Linked DNA regions of Homo sapiens: region 1 is linked to region 2. A link is a contact called in ENCODE Hi-C or POLR2A ChIA-PET data. All regions are on one chromosome and are shown on one strand. Each heading gives the region's core, a stretch centred on a gene start or an enhancer-like site at or near the end of the contact. The rest is flanking DNA. Distances are from core to core; before and after follow the strand shown. Region 1 holds the start of DYM-AS1 (DYM antisense RNA 1). Region 2 overlaps CTIF (cap binding complex dependent translation initiation factor).

Region 1 (6,455 bases), core at 1,543-4,042, 310 kb after region 2:
GGGGAAGCTGGGTCCAAGCCCCTGCAGTCCCTGTGTGAGCTGGGGCCCAGAGCTACCTCCTGAGGCCTCAGTTTCCCCTCTGTTTCGGAGCTGGTGGGAGAGTGACTGAGACTGGGTGAAGTGTGTGGAGAGTGGCAGGGGGCTCGTCCAGTGTGGGTCCCGGATCCCGCATGGGAACCCTTGCAGTCGTCAGGGCCTGGCTGCAATTGCCTGTGAGGGCCCTGCCTACCCTGGCCTCCCCTCCGCTCCCACACAGCTGTCCAGTTCCACCATGACCTTTGCCAAGCCATGCCCCGGCTCAGACCCCTCCAGGGCCGGCATGGTCACCACACTGGAGTCCAGTGCCACTGCCCCCACTGCCACAGCTGGGCCCTGGCTACCCCTCTAGCCCTTCACCAGGACATCCCATCCCCACCTCTCCAGGCAAAGCGCACAGCTAGTGTGGTCCCCCACCTCCATCTGCAGCACGCAGCCCCCAGGGGCCCTAACTCACCCCCTCTTCCCTCACAGGGCTTCCCTGCCGTCCAGTGTTGGGTGAGAAAGGTGGAGGGGACATGTAGCCCCGGATGGAGGTGCAGCACCAACGAGAGAGCTCCGGCCTGTGGGAGGGACGCTCAGGCTTAGGTCAAAGCCAGGAGCTCCGGGAAACCTGGGTTCAGCCGCCACGCCCCACGGAGGGGACACACCCTTCCCTGCCTGATGGCAGGGCCCATGGTAGACAAAACCCATGACCTCACCTCTCCTGGCTCCAGGGCTCAGCCCTGCCCACTTCTGGAGAATTCCATGACTCAGGTAACAGAGGAGGGGCCTAGCCAGTCTCAGAGCCAAGGTCACACCGCCCTACACCTTGCTGTCCCCACAGCATCTGCAGGAGGAGCATGCCAGGACCAGAGACCCAGGGAGCAGCCTCACCAGAGGGAAAAGAGCCTGTAGAGTGGTGAGCTCAGGTTTGTAGCTCCCGCAGGCAGGGCATGAGGGGCTGGGAGGCGGGGCCTGGGCCTGGCGTCAGGGAGGTTACCTAGCAGACGGTCCCACAGTCCACACTCAGGGCTGCCAGGTACAGCTGCATGGGTTGTGCACTGCTTAACTGCAGAGGGCGCCCCACACACAGACTTGACATGCTGGCTGGACCACAACGTGATGGCCCTGATTGTTACACACAGACACATACACACGCACGTGCACACACATGCAGACACACACATACATGCACACGCATGCATACTTGGGTCCACACAGCCTTTTTTTTTTTTTTTTTTTAAAAGAGGTGGGTCTTGCTCTGTCACCTAGCCTGGAGTACAATGGTATGATCATAGCCCACTGTAGCCTCGACATCCTGGGCTCAAGCAATCCTCCCGCCTCAGCCTCCTGGAAATATAGGTGTGTGCCACCACACCCAGCTAGATTTTAAAATGCTTTTTAGTGGCAAGATCTCACTATGTTGCTTAGGTTGGTCTTGAACTCCTGGGCTCAAGTGATCCTCCCGCCATGGTCTCCCAAAGTACTGGGATTACACACAGCCTCTTGGGGAGTTATTTCACACCTGTGTCCTAATGGGCTCACACGGCCTCTGCCCTGTTTAAGGATGGCAACAGTGAAGTAAAGGAGTGACTGTTGGGCAGGGGAATGGGCTTGGAATGGAAGAGCTGACCTGAAACCACTTTGCTGGGCCTGCCACATGTTCTCAAATATCAAAATCATCATCACAGCCCTAACTAGGACCCACTGGGCCAGGGCTGGGGCCACCCTCTCCACTGGCCATGGCCTCAGCTGAGTGGAGCCACTTCCCATTCTCTGAACCTGCCTTGATTTGGGGCTGACCAAGCCCTTGCTCATGGTGTCCCCAAGCTGGATCTCCCCCATATGGACTTTGAGGCACAGATGAAATGTGACGTTGCACGTGGAGGCTGCCCTGGCCCCTGGAAGGCCTGCACCACCCACCCCCGAGGCTGCAGGCTCTCCCTTCCCTGGGCTCCCGCCTCCCCTCCCACAGGCGTGCCCATGCCTTGCCTCTTAGGAGCTCCCCTCGGGATAACACTTCCAGCAACACACACCTGTGAGGCATGGACCATGGATGCATCAGGCTCTGCTCTGAGGGCGCCACCTTGCAGCACGGGCTTAATCTTCGTAACAGCTTTGCGTGAACATCAATTATTACCTCCATTTTATAGATAAGGAAATGGAGGCCCTGAGAGGTCCCACAGCCAGTACGTGCTGGAGTGTGATTGGAACCCAGGTGGTCTGTCTCCGGGGTCCATGTTCTTCAGCCCCTCTATGATGCTGCCTTCCCTCTTTTCAGGCTCTGGAGTGAATGGTGATGGAGCCTTGGCTTGGTGTGCTGGACACTTGCTTGGTGCCCTGAGCCACCACGTCCAAGTCCAGCTACTGTGAGGTCCCATGCTGGGAGGAATCCCAGGCCCTAGGCCAGGTTCCAGCTGACAGCCCCGGCTGAAGTCCCAGACCACAGCCAGCGTCGCCCCCCAAGACCTGAGGGAAGACATTCACGTCCAGGTCATTTTGGCTCCAGCTTTGGAGACCTGCCAGTGAGCCCTAGACATCATGGACGGGGCAAGCTGCCCCTTCTGCGCCCTGTCCGATCTCCTAACCACAGAATCTGGGTGCATAAGAAAACGGTTGTTTGAAGCAGCTGAGTTCTGGCGTTACTTGTCATGCAGTAACTGATAAACAAAACAGCTGCCACCTGCTTCCTGCCCACCCTGTACAAAGACTCCTGTCACCACGGAGCCTGGCACCTCTGGGTGGCTGAATTCATTGTGCTCATTTCTGCGTGACCTTTCTTCACCTCTCAGCCCCATTCCAGCCTTCTCGGTGATACCCTGGCCCTTGGCTTCTATGACCCCTTCTCCCTTCTGTTCCTTCCTCCTCCTCCATGCCTGGGCCTCAGTTCCCCCCAAGGAGCTCCCTTCTGTCCAGCACCCCTAAATGTGGGTGTACCCCAGGATCTCCACCTTAGCTTATGCTTATCTCCCATGCACAGGACCCCAAATCCATGTCCCCGGGGCAGACCACATCCTGGGTGGCCTGTGGGACGTCTCCTCGGCAGCCCAAAGCACCCTGGCCCTGGCCTGCCTCTCCTCCCGAACCTCCTGCGGCCCTTGTCCTGGTCACCTGGTCTACTGAGCCGCCTCTGGGGTGCCGCAGAGAGATGGTCCAGGGAGGGGCTGTACAAATCAGGCCAGGCTGGAGGGCTGATGGGGAACCCTGGGGCCTTCATCCCCAGGAGGAGGCAGAATCAGAGTTCACAGGGAGAGAGCTGCCTGGGAGCAGTGGACCCCACGTTTCTGCTTCAGGGATGGACAGCTCTGCTGGGTGAGAAGAAAGCTCAGGCTGGCGGGGATGGCAAAGGAGCTGCTCTCGGACCCCCAATCCTGTGTATGGGTGGGTGTATGTTGGGCAGGGAGTGTGGAGTGGGGAGGGCCCCTGACAGAAGAGGAAAGCAAAGAAACGTGGTTAAACAGGGAAGCACTGAGGGTCAGACCAAAGTAATGAGAGGCGTCTGGTGTTGTGGCTAAATTATGTCCCCCCAGTTCCTCCACTGAAGTCCTAACCCCTGGTACCTCAGAATGGGATTGTGTTGGAGATGGGTTTGTTTTGTTTTTGTTTTTTTGAGACAGGGCCTCACTCTGTCCCCCAGGCCGGAGTGCAGTGACATGATACGGCCCTCCCCAGCCTCTACCTCCTGGGCTCAAGAGATCCTCCTGCCGCGGACTTCCTGGTAGCTGGGATGAGGGGTAGGTACCACCATGCCTGGCTAATTTTTGTATTTTTTTGTAGATATGGGGTTTCACCATGTCGCCCAGGCTCGTCTCAAGCTCCTGGCCTCAGCCTCCCAAAGCAATGGGGTTACAGGCATGAGTCACTGTGCCTGGCCCAGAGATGGGGTTTTTAAAGAGAGGTAGTGAAGTTAAAGTGAGGCCATATCGGTGGGCCCTGATCCAACATGACAGATGTCCTTAAAAGAAGAGGAGATTAGGGCACAGATAAGACACAGACCAGGGGCAACCGTGCGAGGCCGCGGCAGGAAGGTGGCCGTCTGCAAGCCCCACCACTAAGGGCAGCTGCTCCAAGAGCCAGGCAAGGCCTCTCCAAGAGGCCTCAGGGGCAGCCAGCCCTGCCCATGCCCTGATTATGGACATCCAGCTTCCAGAATGGTCAGAAAATACACATCTGTTGTTTCAGCCGCCCTGTTTGTGGCACTTTGTCGTGGTGGCCTCAGCGCGTGAATACACCCGGATTCCGTGTGGAGCTGGGAGAAGGGGGTGTGTGAAGGGTGGTTTCAGACGAAACTGTGCCTTCCACCCCCACCCCCCCAGACAGGGGGTCCTCAGGGCTGCCCACACCCCCTCGCCAGCTGGCTCTGTAGCCCCTCCCCCAGTTCCTGAAGGTTCAGTCCTTTGCAACATGCAGTGAACCTAAAAGGAAATCTGGAGGTCCTTTAAGAAACACCTCCCCACCCCACCTCCCAAGATGCTGTATCAGCAACAGCCTCCGAAGGTGCCCAGACACAGATACCTGCATGAACACAGCATGACTGTCATCCATTAGCATCCCAGTGTTACAAATTTGTTCTAAAATTGTCCAAAGGACATGGAAAATAGCCCCGCTTTGAAGATGTGTGCATTTTGAGATGGCCGTCTCACCACATCTGGTTTCCTGGTCTCTACGCCCAGGAGGAGGCTGAGTTGGGGCTTCCTGCTCTCTATGGGGTGGGGAGTGGCTGGTTTGAGGATGTTTCTCTGCCCTGGACACCCCTGCTCTGCCAGCTCTGTCCTGGTGGGGCTTTAACTGGTGCAGCCAGTGGCTGGGCAGGACCGACCCTGAGCAGGACTCACCTCCCTGAGTGCCCCCTCTCCACACACCCTGGCACCAGCCTCTCCCAATGACAATAGATCCTTCAGCCCCTACATCCCTCAGCCAACAGCCCCCTGCCAAGTGGAAGCCTCCTCCTAGCCTCAGGGCGGGCCAACCTCCCCTCTGGCCTCCACGGCCTCTGAGGTCTGTAGGGAAGAATGTCATCCCCATTATGCAGACTGGTGACCTGGCACAGGAAGGGCCAGCTCCTCATCGCTGATGCTGGTGTTTTGTTTGTCCTGTGCGCTTGGCAGGTAACGGGAATGGCAGGACTGTGGTTGAGCTTTGGGAGCCCGGGAAGGAAGGATACTGGAGCTGGGCTGATCCAGGACAGCTTCCTGGAGGAGGCGGGATTTAAACTGGTCAATGAGGTGAGTCCTCCTCAGAGGTGGCTAAGACCCAGGCTCTGGCCCCAGGCAGTTTCTTCTGCTCCCTCTACACTCACCCAAAAGACAGACAGCCCCACCACAAGGCCCCCCATGCCAGGCTCTGGGCAGAGCTCTTGGGGCTTAGGTGCTGCTCCGCCCCACTGCCTGGTCTTTGCATCTCTTCAACACACACCCAGGGAAATTCCCTCCATGAGGTTGTCATCCAGGTGAATTCAGGTCGGGACCAATATTGCTGGCAGCCTGCAGTGACAGTCGCCACCACTGAGCCCCTGCCATTTCTCCATCCCCTGCTTCCTGGGCACTCTGCATCTGTCATCTTGTGCTCCACAGTCCTGCTTCTACAGGCTTGGCATTCCAGGTACAGATGGGGAAACTGAGGCTCAGAGAGTCCAGTGACAGCCCAGGCACACAGGTGCCCCTGGGTAGCCAGGCAGCTGCTGCAGGGCCAGGTTCTGTCCAGGGTAGCCAGGTGGGGAGGTGGGGAGCACCCTGGTCTCTGCCCCAGCAGTAGTGGCCAGGAGGGAGCCAAGTGTGTGGGTATCAGCTTCCGTGGTTTGGAACTCAGTGTGGCCCCAACCCTGTGCCATAGCTCCTTGGTCTCAGGAGCATCTGGTCACCTCTCCTGTCCGGATGTTCCTGGGGACCTTACAGATGCCAACATGGCGATGGGGCTCCTGTGTGAAGCGCATGGCATGACGCTGCCCCGAGGGGCTTCCTAACATCGTGGAGTCAGGGTCCCGACCGGGACACTGTGGGCCCAGGGAGGGGCATCTGACCAGCTGGGTTGGCTGCAAGGACAGCTGCTGAGTCTGGCCTTGAAGGGGGACAGTGACTGACCAGGGAGATGGGACAGAAAGGGTGGTCCGGACAGAGCAGAGGCAGGGGGACGAGTGAGGGTCTTGGGGCGGGGGGCTAAGGCTACACCCCTCCCCTGAGACATCTCTCTGCTCAGCCCTGGCCCCCAGTGGGGTGGGTAAATAAAGTCTAGCTCAGGGCTTCCTTGGGACCATCAGCCCTGAGTCGGCACTGGGGTCCAGAGCTGGGAGCCTGCAGACCTCTCCCAGGCTGGGGACTCCACTCTTATCCCTGGAAGGTTTTTGAGTCCCCCAGGCCAGGCGGGTGGGCCCCTTCAGGAGCTGGGCTGGGGCTGGATTGGGGAGGGTGAGCTATGGCAAGGACAGATGTTTCCAGTTT
Region 2 (6,614 bases), core at 3,128-5,627:
TCTAACCACTGTCATGGTTTATACACATACACTACATAGATGTGAGTTGTTCTGGGATGGATGGATGGGTGGACACAGGGGACCTAACAGTGGCTTCATGAGAAGCCCCGAGTGGCCCGGTATGCCCCATTGAGCCACACTGAGTCTTGGGACAGGGTTAGCTCCCCATGGCTGCTGCCTGTGTGCAGGTAAGGAGGCCAGGAGGTAGGTTAGAGCCCAGGGCTGGAGGCCCACACCGAGGAGGCTGGCACCCCCTGGGCTCGTGTTACACTAGGGGCTATGGCCAGTTCCCTCTGCCCGGCCTCAGAGCCGAGATCCTAGTCCCTGCCGCCGCCGGTAGGGAGCCTCGGCTTCCTGTCCATTGTCTCCTTGGGGCACACCCGGTGTGTTCCTGAAGTGACCTGGAGAGGCAGGGAGGGAGGGAAAGAGGGAAGGGGGCCAGCCCAGAGCCTAGTCAGGGTGGGAGAGGGGAAACGAGAGGGGAAGACTTGGTGTTTTTCCTTATTTGTGTTTTGTATTAAAGAAAACAAATAATATCCTTTGAGAAAACCATTAAACAAAGCACATCCTAAGGCCCCAGAGGCCTATTGTGGCTGCCTGGAGCCCGGAATTCATTCATGCTTTCTTGGCTAGATTGTTGGAGGCAAGAGAGACGGGGGTGAGAGGAAAGGATTGTTATTAAAATGTATTTTGAAATGTGTTGCTCCCTCCCTGCACTCAATCCAGTCCAGGCCAAGTGGCCATAACTCCAAGGTCCCTGTGTCCTCCTGAGTCTGTTGTTCTCCCATTACCTCTCTGGGAAGCTCCCCAAAACTGGCCAGTCCCAGCATAGCCAGGGTGGTCAGTTTCCCCCATGAGCTTGGGGGCTGAGCCCCGTGAAGGCAAAACAGTGGGACCCTCCTTTATGGAACCTGAATCCCGAGGGCTGCATGTGCCCCACCACAGGGTGTAACCCACAGGACTATGATCTCTAACTCACTGTGTGGCCACTCTGGGCCTTGGGCTCCCTGCCTGTAAGGTGGGGAGTGGGCCAGAATAGACCCCCTCTGACTGCTCTCCAGCAGCCTGGACCCTGTGGCTCCCTGTCATCCAGCGCATGCTCAGGTCGCTGCAGGTGGGTGGGAGTCACACTCAGGCTATGGCCTCTGCATCCAGGCCTATACCCAGGTGTCCCAGGTCCAAGCCAGACCACTCCCTCCCACTTGACTCCAAGCCTTGGTACCCCCTACTCCACCCCAGGCCGCTCATAATGGAATGGTAGTGCATGGTGGTGCTCTCTGCCATGTCCACACCAGAACACACTTTTCTGTTGGAGGAGGGATGGGAAGAGGTGGTAAGAGCAGAGCTGGCCATCAGCCCAGCTTGTGCAAATAGCTCTGCCTGTGATCCTGCATTTGCAGGATCTGCCCTGGGTTGCAAATAGAGGGTCTCTCTCCAACCTTGATGTAGATGTAGAAATAGTTGCTGTCATGATGACAATACGCAAAAGACTATCCTTAGAATTTTCCCCAGTTCCTCCTTTAAAGTTGAAAAAGGAGCCTGGGCAACAAAGTGAGACCCCATCTCTGCAAAAAATCAAAAAACAAGCCAGGCGTGGTGATGTGTGCCTATGATACTGGCTACACGGGAGGCTGAGGAAGGAGGATTGCTTGAGCTCAGGAGGTCAAGGCTGCAGTGAGCCGTGTTTGTACCACAGCTCTTCAGCCTGGATGACAAAACAAGACCCTGTCTCAAATAATAATAATAATGATGATAGTAATGCTGAAAAAGTAATTTAGCTAATTCCATGTTTTCCTAAATACTCCCTAGGCAATATAGGGAAAGAAGATCTTGGGTAAAAATTTCACTGGGGGTGCCTGGACTAGGTTTAGGAGACAAATTTCCTCTTCACAGGGCTTAGGGTTTTCAGGCTTCACCTCCTTGGTCCTCTAGCAGCCCAGAGAAGAAGGGTAACATTCCCATTGTGTTATGGAACTTGTGCTTAGAGAAGTAACTTGTCCTGGGATGCACAGCCAGTGAGCTGCAGAACCTGGCCCCAGCTCTGTTGCTCATTTTCTGCAAAACCTTGAACCAGCTTGTTCATCTTTCCAGATTTGAATGTCTCATCTGTAATTCAAGGACTTGGACATAATGGATTCTAAGGTCCTCATTGTCCCTACTGTTCTTTGATTCTGTAATTCCAGCATCACTGCCTGGTAGGAAGTTCATTGACTCTACTGTTTTTCCTTTTTCAGTCTGGATTTGGTGGTTAGAGTCTAGTCTCTCCAAACTCTTGATGTCTTTCTGTCTTAGATGCTGGTGTACTTAGTGCAGTCCCAGAGGTGCTTTGCTCTCTTTCAGGAGTTACTAATGATCCCCCTTCCTCCCCCCATGACACAGGGCTACCACCCGATGCCCCATGAAGTGGAGATCGCACACACCAAGAAGCTGTTCCGCAGGAGGAGAAATGATCGAAGGTAGGAGAGACTTCGTCGTGAGCTTTGGGTTTTCCTTTCCTGCTTCTGCCATCTGTAGCGACGTCAGCTTTGGCCTGCATTTCGCTTTTCCCAGTCACCAGCTGATCCTGATGAGATGGGGTTGGTGGCATCGTGGGTTGGTTACTGGCTGGGGATTCCCCAGGGGCAGAGTGGCGGCTCCACTTCTCTTGTTGGCCTAGGGATTGGCTCCCTTCAGGCGTTTGGCTGAGAGCCCACCATCACCACTGCCTCTTCCTGGGGGTCAGGCAGTGACCAGGCTTTGCAGTTCAGGAGGAAAAATGCTGTTTCCGCTGACCTCAAAGCAACAATAGTGGTCCTCAGAAAATAGGACTGGCTGGCTGTGTGTTTTGAGACATGGCCTCCAGGAGGCTCCTGGAGCTCACAAGTGCAAGAGTATCTGTTTTCCTCCTCCCTGGTCATTGGGGGTTGTCCCTCATGCGTGCTGGCTCTGCTGTCACAGGCAACACACAGATCAGCAATGGCACATGCTACTGCTCCCAAATTCCTGGGGGAACCCACTTAAACTAAGGCAGAAACCGAGATCTCCTGTGGAGCTCAGACTCCCGAGTGACAATGGGGCCAGGAAAGGGGCAATGAGGTAGCCCTGGATAAGAACATGCAGCTGAAATTGAGCATCCTGGGAATGTGTGCATTTATTTTCAAAAAGGCTTTCTTATAAGGGGAGATCTTCAAGATATATTTTAAGTGGAAAAAATTCAGGTGCAGAGTAATGTTTCTTATGTGTGGTCATTTATGCAAAAGGGGGAGTTAGAGTATATTTTTTGCTTGAACATGCATAAATTATTTCTGGATGGAAATACCAAAAAAAGAACGAACAAAAAGGCTTATGCCTCAGGAATTAAAATGAGGTGTTCCTCTATAGGGAATATATTCTTAGATAAAGATGACGGCTTTTGGTTCTACCTTTAATGAACAGAGAATGTTCTCTGAGGGCCAAGAAACAGCCGGTGGACATGCCTTGCTCAGAACCCTAGCGGCGCCTGTGCTCAGGCTGGCTGGCCACCTCCTTAGGCTGAGACCAGGGTCTCTGATCCTTCCCTACGCATGCACACCCTGAATAGGGATTATTAGGTGGTGACTGCAACTCTCAGGGTGGATGTAGGCCTGGGTGCCCAGACTGCTTTGTCATCCACTGGTGGATTAAGTGGATCTGAACACATTCACAGAGGATGGCAAATGTATAAGTAGCTTGGGAAGAAGGCAGTGTCCTGGCTTAGAAATCAGAACCACCAGACACTTTCTGTAGAAGCACCAGGCATCAAAAAGGAACACTGAGCAGGAAGAGGTGGACCCAGGCCTGTTCCTGCCTTGACCAGAGTACAGTTTATCGCATCGTGTGTGCTGCCTTTTTGCTGTGCAGCATCACAGAGGCAAATTCCTGGTTTCTGGGTTCCTGGTAGAGGGAAGAAGGAGGCAGCACCCCTCAAGGAGGAATAGGGTTCACAGGGGCCTGGGAGGTGTCAGAGAGAGCAAAGGCTTTATGTCCTCTGCCTCTGGCCCTGTAGTCTCTGATGGCAGGGAAGACCCAGAGTGTGTGTCTGGGAGGTGTGGAGAGTCCCCGAGCTTCCTGATGAGAAGTCACCCTCTGCCCCACCTCTCTGCGCCCAGGCAATGGCAGGCTGCCACCCAGCATCCAGGTCAGCCTGCATGTCCATTTCTGGGCCAGGTCACCTCACTCAGCAGGAAGACCCTGGACAGTGGCAGGCCTCCGGAAAGCAGCAGCGTGACCCAGGGATGTAGGAAGAGGAGCGCGGCATGCAACGGCTGGGAAGCCGAGCTTCCGCTGAGCTGCGCTCACATTCACCAATGTCCGGGTTAGGTCAGCACACCTCCCAAAGGATGTGGACGGGCCAGGGTCCAAAGTGAGGCAATAAAGATGATTAAAGGGGTGGAAAGTATGTCCTGTGAGGAGTGCTGGAGGGCTGGGGCCAGGGAAGAGGAGGCCGGAGGGAAGGAACATCGTGCCGTGAAACTCATGAAAGATTTATACGGAGAGATGAGGGGCCGCTGCCTCCATGTCCACAGGGACCCAGACTAGAGGAAGTCAGCTTGGATGGAAGAACAGAGTTTTCAGCTAGACCGAAGACAGACTTATGGAGCAAACATCTTGACCATTTGGGGCAACACTGTGCAAGTCAGAGCAGCAGCCATGCCTGAACACAGAGCGTGTGCTCGTCGGGGCGCCCCGCTCTAATTCCTCTTCTAGATGCGGTAGAATCCGTTACTCACTCACAGCCTGGAGCTGTCGTGGAGTCCTCAGGTGATGGGGACTTTCAGGAGGAAAGCAGGCAGCCATATAGTTTAAGGACCTTTTTGTCTAAAAGCAGGGGTCTCCTGAGTCTGTTTTGGGAAATCGTGGGATTCTGCCACCCAAAGAGCCGCTGCAGAATATTATCAGGTGACCCCTAACCTTCCCAGCTAATGACCCATAGTAGTAGCCTTGCTAAGTGTCAAACCTGCATATTTGACCTTGGAAGTCCATACTTGTGTGCAGCAGGTTCACCTTCCTAATATTCTGGGCTTAAACTACACTGGGAGGGGCTTGCATTTCCTGGGCACGCATGGTGGCAAAGGGAGAAGTGACCAGAATCAGATTTGGTGGACAAAGGGCACAGCCAGCATCTGTGCCATGCCTCTGATCTCCCCCCACCATATGAAGGGAAGGGGCCAGCTGTATCCCTCTGGTGGCTTGGTGGCTCTCCTTGGAATGGAGAGGAGTCTGTGGCTTTCCATCTTCCTGCAAAGTGGCTGGAGTTGGTGTCCGATAGCTGCAAACTCCAGGCAGCATGAGCGTGCTGCTGAAGCTAGGAGCATGCAATTTCCCACAGCCTGGAGCAGGGATTTTCAGACTGGGACCTAAAGTCCTAGGCTTCATCAAAGTCTGTGTCCCATCCCAGTTCCAGCTGCACTCTCAGGGGTTTTTGTGTGCCTTACTGCTTTTATTTTCCACTTGTTTAAGTCTGAGGCTGTTAGCAAGCTGAATTATATAGCAGTTTAGGGACATGCCCTGGAATTAGGAGCTGGATGGGAATCCCACCTCCTCTCCTCACTCACCCTATGATCTTGCCAATTACATCACTTTTGAAAGCCCTGTCCCTTCTTCTACAAAATGGGTTCACTAGTCAGGGAGCTGAAAGGAGCTGATTCTAATAAAGCACCTAGAAACACGGTCTTAGTGTTGGCCCACTCTGCAGGTCAGAGGGGGTCCTAGGTGCTCAGGAAGGCTTTCAAGGTAAGTGTGGAGCACAGGTGTCTGCAGTGAGCGGGGAGCTTTTGTCCTGTGATTGTGGCAGCAAACCCGGAAAGCCTTGCCCTGCATTCCCTCCAGGGGCGGGCCGCTAGGATCAATTGTTCCTTCCCCTGGATCCACTTTTAAAGCCCTACCCACACTGTCAGAGGGGGCAGAGCCTGGGCTAGCAGGGAAGGAGGCCCCTTCAGAGTGGTCACCTGCAGACTCTGCTCCTGATGCCATGGGCTGCGTCTAGTGAATTGTGGATGTCTTTTTTCCATTTTGAAAAAAAAAAATTAAGCTCATGGACAGTTCAAAGGTTTCCTCAAGAATGTTCTTGACATTTGAACAACTAGTAACCACTTGTTTGTTTTTGGAAGCTAAGAAAAGACATTTGCTGATTTCAGACAAAATTATGCATTTTGTGACATAAATGTGCTAAATGAGTGTTCCACGCGTTCCTCAAAGAGCAGCATGCCTTCTGATGCTCTGGCCCCATGCAAGTTGGAGACCTGTTGCTTGGAACGGGGGCTGCTAAGGCTCGTTCCCCCCCTTTTCTCAAAGCTTTCTGCCCAGAGCACATAGACCAGAAGAGCAAGCTCACTAGAGGGCTGGAGACCCGGCGCACTGCCCAAGTTGACCCTGAGTGAGGTCCCTCACCGCTGGGGAGGATATTTTCTCTCCCCACCACACCCTGGCTGCATTTAAGAGATGAACACATTAAGGCAATGAATGGATGTTGTAGCCTGAGCTCCCTGGGAAGCAGGCTCTGGGACAGTGATTATCAGCAGCTGCTTTTAAAGGCATGCCTTTGGTGTTGATACTGGTAGAAGATCAAAAGAGGAAGTGGTATCAGCAGAGAGAAGTTGGGCTGCAGTGCAGTCTTA

Evidence for each region. A loop is a pair of places that touch in the nucleus more often than their neighbours do. ChIA-PET counts read pairs that join two places held with the same protein, here RNA polymerase II (POLR2A). Pooled maps may share reads with other maps.
Region 1: a pooled map shows a loop between it and region 2 (4-fold over the local background). The contact joins the promoter of DYM-AS1 here to the enhancer-like site in region 2. A Hi-C loop is called at or near these places in 3 of 50 pooled maps. POLR2A ChIA-PET finds 5 or more read pairs at or near these places in 3 of 52 experiments (A673, HEK293T and naive thymus-derived CD4-positive, alpha-beta T cell).

Annotation. Positions count from the first base shown.
Region 1 is chr18:49,020,911-49,027,365 of GRCh38, forward strand. It overlaps DYM-AS1 (DYM antisense RNA 1), which reads left to right and starts at 2,793. Exons shown (of 5, transcript NR_148999.1): 1 at 2,793-2,829; 2 at 3,312-3,399; 3 at 5,127-5,243. RefSeq lists an enhancer at 4,457-5,358.
Region 2 is chr18:48,709,240-48,715,853 of GRCh38, forward strand. CTIF (cap binding complex dependent translation initiation factor) reads left to right here. Exons shown (of 12, transcript NM_014772.3): 7 at 2,380-2,456. Among named protein-coding and RNA genes, the nearest start is that of MIR4743, 42 kb to the left of the region's middle. Within about 2 kb of position 4,378, at least 8 of the 41 ENCODE cell types and tissues checked have a DNase peak (open chromatin) inside an H3K27ac peak, as active enhancers do.